Linked DNA regions of Homo sapiens: region 1 is linked to region 2. A link is a contact called in ENCODE Hi-C or POLR2A ChIA-PET data. All regions are on one chromosome and are shown on one strand. The core of a region is the stretch at or near the end of the contact, and the rest is flanking DNA. Distances in the headings are between cores, read along the strand shown. Region 1 holds the start of MCUB (mitochondrial calcium uniporter dominant negative subunit beta). Region 2 holds the start of UBE2D3-AS1 (UBE2D3 antisense RNA 1).

Region 1 (4,018 bases), core at 78-2,577, 6.7 Mb before region 2:
AGTTTGCCCCTGTTCTTACATTTAGTAACAACATGGCCTTCCTCATTCTCTTTCAAACATTCCTGGAATTGATTTTCTGAATGCACTTAATCCTTTGGTCACAAGCTCAATGAAAAGGAAAAAAAAATGCACTTAAATATTCCCTGCATCAATTGAAACTGAAGCCCTCAGACAGCTGGAGGAAAAGGGGGGGAAGGAAAAAAAAGAACAAAATAAACAGGAAGTGAAAGTGACAAGAGAATCACACTGCTTACTTTTTGGCTTTTAAGCCTTTAACAATCTGAAAGTAATCTTAACAGTGTGGGGGAGGAACAAACGAAAACTCAGAAACAGCTCCCTCCCCAACCACACACACCCTGAAGGCTTTGGCTGTCTTTCCTCATCTGGGTCAGAGTTTGCACTCCCGGGCTCCTGTCAGGCTCCATCGCAATCCTCCTTAAACTCAGCGCTTTCCCCTTCTTCTAGTCTTTTTTGGTGCACATCCACTCTCTACTCCTCCAAGCCACGGTTCTCCACAGACCACAATACAACGGTGTCAGGCCAACTGTTACTCACCAGCACACTCATGATTCACCCGTCTCTCGGGTGTCTGAACAAAACGCGAGTTTTTCTTCCTTCTGGGAAAGGGAGGTGCTCGCAGATTTCAGGATGGAAATTTCACTCTCCTGCGACCGTCCACACCCGGGACGGTCACTGCCCCGTTCATCGTTTCCGGGCTCCTTAGGGGCTCGGGCACTGATCACCAAGAGGGAACCGGCCCCGCGGCGCAGCGGCTTTGGAAACTTGCTCCTGACCGAGAGCTGCAGCCCAGAAACTGCCTCCCAGGTTATTCTGCTGCTCCCAGGCCGAAGTCTGGTGGTCCCCGCACCCTATCTCGGCCCGGGTGAGGCACCCCCAGCCGCAGCGCTCTGGCTTCACCTTCCCCGGGCCCGGAGTCTTGACCTCAGCCCAGGCCTCCGTGACCCACGTCGGCCGCCCGGCCACCACCTGTCGGGACCGCCCGGCGCGCGGAGCCCGGCAGCCAGCAAAACGCAGTTGACTGCTCGGCCGCTCGGCTTTTGCTCCCGCCAAAGTTGTCCAACGCAAACTTTGCACCAGCCTACCCCGAACCCCCACAGCCCGGCACCCGCTCTTACCTGGGGCGGAGGCGGCAGCGGCCACGGGCGCGCTGGGCGCCAGGTGCCAGGGGTCGGCAGCAGCCGCGTGCGCCACGGCCAGAGGCCCCTCTGGAGCATCCTCCCGCCCCAGGCGCGCGGCTCCCGCAGGCGTCAGCGGCGCATCCTCCCTCAGCCGGGCTCCTCGTCAGCGCCTGGTGGCTCCGAGCTGTGGGCGCTCCCGCCCCGCCTGCTCGCTCAGCGCGCCGCGGCTCCAGCTTGGGCGGGCTCACGGGAGGGTGTGTCCCTGTTTCCACTTGTCGGCTCTCTACGCATCCGGGCGCAGGGCTGTTTTCTTTCCTCCGACCAAAAAAAAAAAAAAAAAAGAGAGCGAGAGAGCGGGAGCCCGAGAGCGGGAGCCCGAGGTCGAGGGCCCCCTCCTTCTCCAGCAGAAGACCCTCTGGAATGAACAGCAGCAGGCGACGCACACCTTGCGAGCTCTAGATTTCAAAACTCGCTGTTAATTCCCGGTGCTGCGTGCTCTGAGCGCCGTCTTCGCCATCCAACCCAGACGGGGATGAGACGAAAACAGCGTCCGGCATCTGGAGGGGGCAGGGCCGCTCAGGAAGTTTGTTTTCCCCACCGAGCTTGGAGAAGACGGATTGAAGCGGGTCGGCCGAGGCCTCTCCCACCTCCACAACCTCCAAGGCCTCTGCCCCGGGCTGCGGTGCCGGGCCCCTGCTCGCTGGCGAGTGCGGTGTGAGGCGGGCAGCCCGGGCCTACCCCTGCGGAGGTTTGTAGTTCACGGTATAGGGGCCCAAACCCGAGTTTTTTGGGAAAGTATCTCCCACAGAATTGGCTTCTCTTTTGAAGCACGTTTTTAATTGAAGAAGCTTCGGAACCGGTATTGAGTTCTTCTAACTACTGGGAAATCGGATGCTTTGTTTTGAGACTACTTATTTTTGAAAGCAAACCAAAGGCATTAAAGAGCAACCTAAACCAATTACAGTAGGGTTGTTAGATAAAATATAGGATGCCCAGTTAAACTTGAATTTTAGATACAAATAGTGAAGTATGTCCCAAATATTGCATGGGTCACATTTATTATTTTAAAAATGAAATATCTGGGATATACTAAATTATTTGGTGTTTATCTGAATTCAAATTTAACTGGGCACTCCGCATTTTTATCTCCTGAATCTGCAAGAGGGTTCAGTTAATGAATCAAAATTGGCAAACCTGCAATAAGTGGCAAATCACTCCTGGCGGTAATCTCCTTTCCTTATTGAAAAGGGAAAGAATCACAAGTTTCTACTATAGTAAAAACTTTATCACTATTAAAGGCTGATTCACCTGTGTTAACTAGCATGTCTTTCAAAATACAGTTGCCCCAGATGGAGAGTGACACATGAAACTTTAAGTTCATATGGGAAGGTAAATTACCTTACCTGAATCTTTTCCTCCTATTAGCTAGTGCTCCAAGTGAAAGAAGCGTGTATTTTTGTTTTTTTGTTGTGAAGGGTTCTTGTTTAATACAACTGAAAAGAATGCCTATACAAAGAATTGACATGAAAAAGCATTGATTCAACACTCATGAGCTAGGTTCTGAAAGGTGTAAAAAAATTACCTGAACATTTTTAGAAATTGGAAACTACAACTAAAACTGATAAAAATCCCTATTAACATTTGTGAAGAATCTTGATAATGTGTCCTGAATTGGTGGGTTCTTGGTCTCACTGACTTCAAGAATGAAGCCGCGGACCCTGGTGGTGAGTGTTACAGTTCTTAAAGGTAGCGTGTCCGGAGTTTGTTCTTTCTGATGTTCGGACATGTTTGGAGTTTCTTCCTCCTGGTGGGTTCAGTGGTTTCGCTGGCTTCAGGAGTGAAGCTGCAGACCTTGGCAGTGAGTGTTACAGCTCTTAAGGTGGCGCGTCCGGAGTTGTTCATTCCTCCCAGTGGGTTCGGGTCTCACTGGCCTCAGAAATGAAGCTGCAAACCTTCACGGTGAGTGTTACAGATCATAAAGGCAGTGCAGACCCAAAGAGTGAGCAGCAGCAAGATTTATTGCAAACAACAAAAGAACAAAGCTTCTAGAGCGTGGCACGGGACCCAGACAGGTTGCCACTGCTGGCTCTGGCAGCCTGCTTTTATTCCCCCATCTGGCCCCACCCACATCCTGCTGATTGGTCCATTTTACAGAGCGCTGATTGGTCCGTTTTGACAGGGTGCTGATTGATGTGTCTACAATCCCTGAGCTAGATACAGAGTGCTGATTGGTGTATTTACAATCCTTTAACTGGATATAAAGGTTCCCCAAGTCCCCACTAGATTAGCTAGACACGGAGCACTGATTGGTGCATTTACAAACCTTGAGCTAGACACAGGGTGCTGATTGGTGTGTTTACAATCCTTTAGCTAGACATAAAGGTTCTCCAAGTCCCCAGGAGATTAGCTAGATACAGAGTGCTGATTGGTGCATCCACGAACCCTGAGCTAGACACAGAGCACTGATTGGTGCATTTACAAACCTTTAGCTAGACAGAGTGCTGATTGGTGCATTTACAATCCTCTAACTAGACATAAAAGTTCTCCAAGTCCCCACCCCTCTCAGGAGCCCAGTTGGCTTCCCCTAGTGGATGCCATGCCAGGGTTGCGGGCTGAGCTGCTTGCCAGTCCTGCGCTCGTGCCTCGTGCCTGCACTCAGCAGCCCTTGGGCAGTCAATGGGACTGGACGCCGCTGAGGCAGGGGCGGTGCCCCTCAGGGAGGCTAGGGCCTAGCAGAAGCCCACCGCGGGGGGACTTGCACATGGCGGGCTGCAGATCCGAGCCCTGCCCCATGGGGAGGTGGCTGAGGCCTGGTGAGAATTTGAGCGTGGCGCGGGCCGGCTGGCAGTGCTGGGGGACCTGACGCCCCCCTCTGCAGC
Region 2 (3,826 bases), core at 245-2,744:
CTTTAACCACACAATCACCCTGTGAGAAAGGACAGTCATTATTACTTACTTTAGCGGTGAAGAAACGGGGTTAGAAGATAACTAACCAGGCCAATATCAAGCAAATGGGAAGCAATAACTAATCTGGGTTCCTCCCTCCATCTTCATGCCTAGTCCTGTGCTTTTAGTATATCTGGCTAGCTATGAGAGAGAACACAGATTATTCAGGGAGGAGGGAGGGGCCAGAGGTGTTACTGAGGTGAGCCTCATGAGCAGTTAGGCCATGAGGTAAGCACTTCAGTGCTTTGCTACTCACGGGGTGGTTCAGACGAGAAAAATCTGTATCACCTGGGAGCTAGTTAGAAATGTAGGCTCTCAGGCTCCACCACTGCCCTACCAAATCAAAGTCGCATTTTCAACAAAACCCCAGGTGGTTCCTATGGACACTAGTTTGAGAAGCACTGCTTCACTAGTGACACTACATGGTCACTTGAACAGTATACATTAGACTACTTATATTCATCATTGTTGACGTGTTAAGTTTTTATTAGGTAAAACTTTCTGCAACAGTTTTCAAATTAAGTGTATTTTTAAAACAAGTTTATTTTTCCAAGTAATTGAAGATCTCCACTTCGGTAACTGGGGTCATTAAGGAATGTTAAAAAACCTTAAGCTGGTCAGTGCTTACCCACTTTTAAATTCCTCATAAAAATTAAGGTCTTTCTTTTGCCTGAAGGATACACTAGAGAGCATAACTGCCGTCTCCATACTTTAAACCCTTGACTAAAACAGGCCAATCCTACTGAGGTAAATCCCACCTCCCAACTTGGATATTTCAGGAAGTATTGTATTGTTTTTCTGACTCTAAACTCTACCTAATTAACTAATTAGTCTCAACACTTTCTGGCTCAAGAACTGAAACACAGCAACAGAAGCTAAAGTTTGAGAATTTAAGCTTGTTCCCACATCTACACCTTGGCGGACGGCAGCGACTGATTACGGAGACCAGTGAAAACCCTGCCCCTAACTCTCTCTGTCCTAGCCCCATCCACTCAATTGAGCTTGACTCAGCCTGCTCCCTGCTGTTCTCAGTATTGCTCCCTTAGGGTCAGACGTGCACTAGACTTCAGCACGTGGGAGCGCTGATGAGCGGCCAACCTGGGTCTATTTAAAACTACTATTCCCATCTCGAGGGGCGCCTCCTCCCACAGCATAACCAGCCCAGGAGGGCAGGCGAGTAAATACTGCTCACCTGCTCCACCGGAAACCTCAAAATCCCGGCCCGAGCTAGACTAAAGGTATCTGGTAATTAATCCTTGGCACCTCCCACCACACGCTCCTGATTGGGCGCGTGAGACAAGGCTGTGTCTGCGCGCGCTCTTACCAGTCTGGGGAATTCCATTTCCTCTACCAACCACCGGCATAAGCATTCAGGGGCGTTGCTTTCCTGGCAGTGGCCCGCCCCAGTTCGAGCCGGTGCCTTACTGCGTCTCGCGAGAACTTATGCATTTTGGAGGCGGAACCCCGTCAGGAAAAGCGCACAAAACTGCTCTTAAGTCATTGCAGAGCTACCGCTTCGGTTAGCCAGCCACGAAGTTCTCGCGAGAGTCGTCTCCTCGATACCAAGTGAGGAAACTGGGGGACGCTGTGGGGAGGGGCGTGGGGCTGGATCGCGCAGCGGCTGCTTCCTTTACCTTCCTCCCATGGTCTCCTTCCGGTTCTCGATGCTTCTCTGAGCCTAAGGGTTTCCGCCACTCGTTCACCCTCCCCCCAGCTCATGATCCTCCTCCCTCCCCCGCCCTCCTGGTCCAATCTCCGATCTGTTTAGTAAGAAGGTGCTGTTCCGAGAAGAAGGAAAAGGGCTTGACACGTATTCACTCGGCCCCGGACGTGGGAAGCAAGCCGTCTGGCTTCGGCCTCACATCGGTCTTGTGCTCGGGACGGCGGCGTTGGCGGACTGATCCGCGGCGGTGAAGAGGCAGGAGGAGGGGGAGGGGCGGAGCGTGGCAGCTGGCAGTAGTTCCGTCAGAGCGGACATCTTGTGGCTGTGTCGTGCGCGTGAGCCCCGTAGGGCCGGGGAGGCACCAGCTGCCGCGCGGGGAGGAGGCCGAGGCCGCAGCTTGAGGGAGGCCCCGGCCCCTCTGTACGCGTGGGTGTGGACGGCTAGGGCAGGGAAGGGAGGCCGGCCCAGTGGCCGGCCGGGTAAGAGGGGCAGTGCGGGACCTGGGCGGCTTGAGCGGCCAGCCTATTGGGTGCGGTGGGTTAGGGTGGGAAGGTTGGGGAAGCCGCGGCCTCTCCTGCTGGAGGAGGAGGGGGAATGGGCGCGTCCTCGCGCCTAAGCCGGAGCCTCAGGGACAGCGCGGGCGCGTGGTGGAGGTGGCTGGGCGGGCGCGCGCGGGAGCGCGCTGGAAGGCGGAGTGAGTGTACGGTGGCGTCAGGGGTGACACAGAATAGCTCGCTGCGAGGATAGCAATACACATCAAGTCTCCCTTCCTTTATTTCCTTCCTTTTCCCGGCCGCACCTTTGGACAGAAACCGAAAGCAGCCCGGCGTCCGTCCGGAGTCTTATGCTTCCCCCTCCCCCCTTGCCTTTCTTTGCCCTAGTGACGCCGGTATAGCGCCGACTAGGCCCCGGCTCCTCCTCTGCTGGGCTCCGGACCCTGCCCCGCACCCACCCCTTTCTCCTACGCCTCTTCCTCTCCCACCCGGGTCTCTTCCTTTCTAGAGGCCGGGAAGTTAAACTTGTAGCCACCACCTCCGCTCTTCCCGTCACCCTCGCCCCCACTTCGGGCCGAAAGCACGGTACAGAGGCTGTTGGTGGCTTTGCCACGCCACCCCACCCACCCCGGATCGCGGCTGTCTTAAGGGACCTGGATTCATCAGGGGCTCTTCGGGGCCTGTGCGAGTGCTGATCTGCTCCGTTTTTGCAAAAGGCGCCTGTGTCTGGCAGAGCTGGTGTGAGACGAGACAATCCTGCCCCGCCGCCGGGATAATCAAGAGTTTTGGCCGGACCTTTGAGCATACACCGAGAGAGTGAGGAGCCAGACGACAAGCACACACTATGGCGCTGAAACGGATTAATAAGGTAACCCGCGGGGACAAGGGCATGGGGTGGTAGGAGAAAAGGAAGGCTCGGGCCAAGAGGAAAGCGTGGGGGTGGGAAGGAAGCATAATTCTGAAAATACCTCTTGGATCACTTCTTCCATGGGGGGATGGAGAACGCAGATATACTTCTTGAAGAAATGAAGTTTAAAGCTAGGAAACGGAGAACACTTGTGGCAAGTGAGGTGTTATCCTGAGTGCTTCAGTGGAATCGGTGCAAATTAGGGGTGGAGGAGAGTGACTTAAGGCGCCTTTATTATTTTATTTTTTTGCTGCTTAAGAAGGAGTTTTTTTGGGGGTCCGAATTGCGGAGAGACGCTCCAGCAGATGTCATGGCGCTTCCTATTCTTGGTGCTTGAAAACTTAGTTTAGTTGTGAGATCAAGGTTATCTAGGCCTTCTAGGGGTAAGAAAGAAAACTCGGAGGAGAGAAAAAAAATCTGGCGAGTCCCGAACTTGACTGAGGGTCGGGTAGAAGAAGTCTTGCGTATTGAAGGTCAGTCAGTGAGTCTAGTAGAAACTCTTAGTCGACTCTGGGCAGGTTACACCGAATAAGTGGGTTTGGGAGGAGATGGAATGACACAGTGTTGCCACTTCCTGTATTTTGTAGTTGCAGCTTTTCACCCGAAGCTATTTATCCGAGGGACACCGGGAACTGATGTAAAAGGCATTCTGGAAGCTCCCTTTTCCTTTTGGCTGGAGAGTGGGGGTGGATAAGGGGTGCGATGGCAGTAAGGGAAAGCTAA

What was found. A loop is a pair of places that touch in the nucleus more often than their neighbours do. ChIA-PET counts read pairs that join two places held with the same protein, here RNA polymerase II (POLR2A). Pooled maps may share reads with other maps.
Region 1: a loop to region 2 is called in a map of naive thymus-derived CD4-positive, alpha-beta T cell, with 12 times the contacts of the local background. The contact joins the promoter of MCUB here to the promoter of UBE2D3-AS1 in region 2. A Hi-C loop is called at or near these places in 1 of 168 maps with a recorded cell type or tissue (naive thymus-derived CD4-positive, alpha-beta T cell) and 5 of 50 pooled maps. POLR2A ChIA-PET finds 5 or more read pairs at or near these places in 1 of 52 experiments (activated CD4-positive, alpha-beta T cell).

What each region holds. Positions count from the first base shown.
Region 1 is chr4:109,557,555-109,561,572 of GRCh38, reverse strand. MCUB (mitochondrial calcium uniporter dominant negative subunit beta) reads right to left here and starts at 1,327. Exons shown (of 8, transcript NM_017918.5): 1 at 1,137-1,327. The coding sequence starts at 1,235. RefSeq lists an enhancer at 441-640 and a silencer at 1,061-1,380.
Region 2 is chr4:102,825,723-102,829,548 of GRCh38, reverse strand. It overlaps UBE2D3-AS1 (UBE2D3 antisense RNA 1), which reads right to left and starts at 1,494. Exons shown (of 2, transcript NR_131186.1): 1 at 1,364-1,494. It overlaps UBE2D3 (ubiquitin conjugating enzyme E2 D3), which reads left to right and starts at 1,998. Exons shown (of 8, transcript NM_181891.3): 1 at 1,998-2,122; 2 at 2,913-3,064. The coding sequence starts at 3,041. RefSeq lists enhancers at 98-177, 218-277, 1,446-2,007, 1,679-2,068, 2,008-2,569 and 2 more and silencers at 2,119-2,248, 2,269-2,318.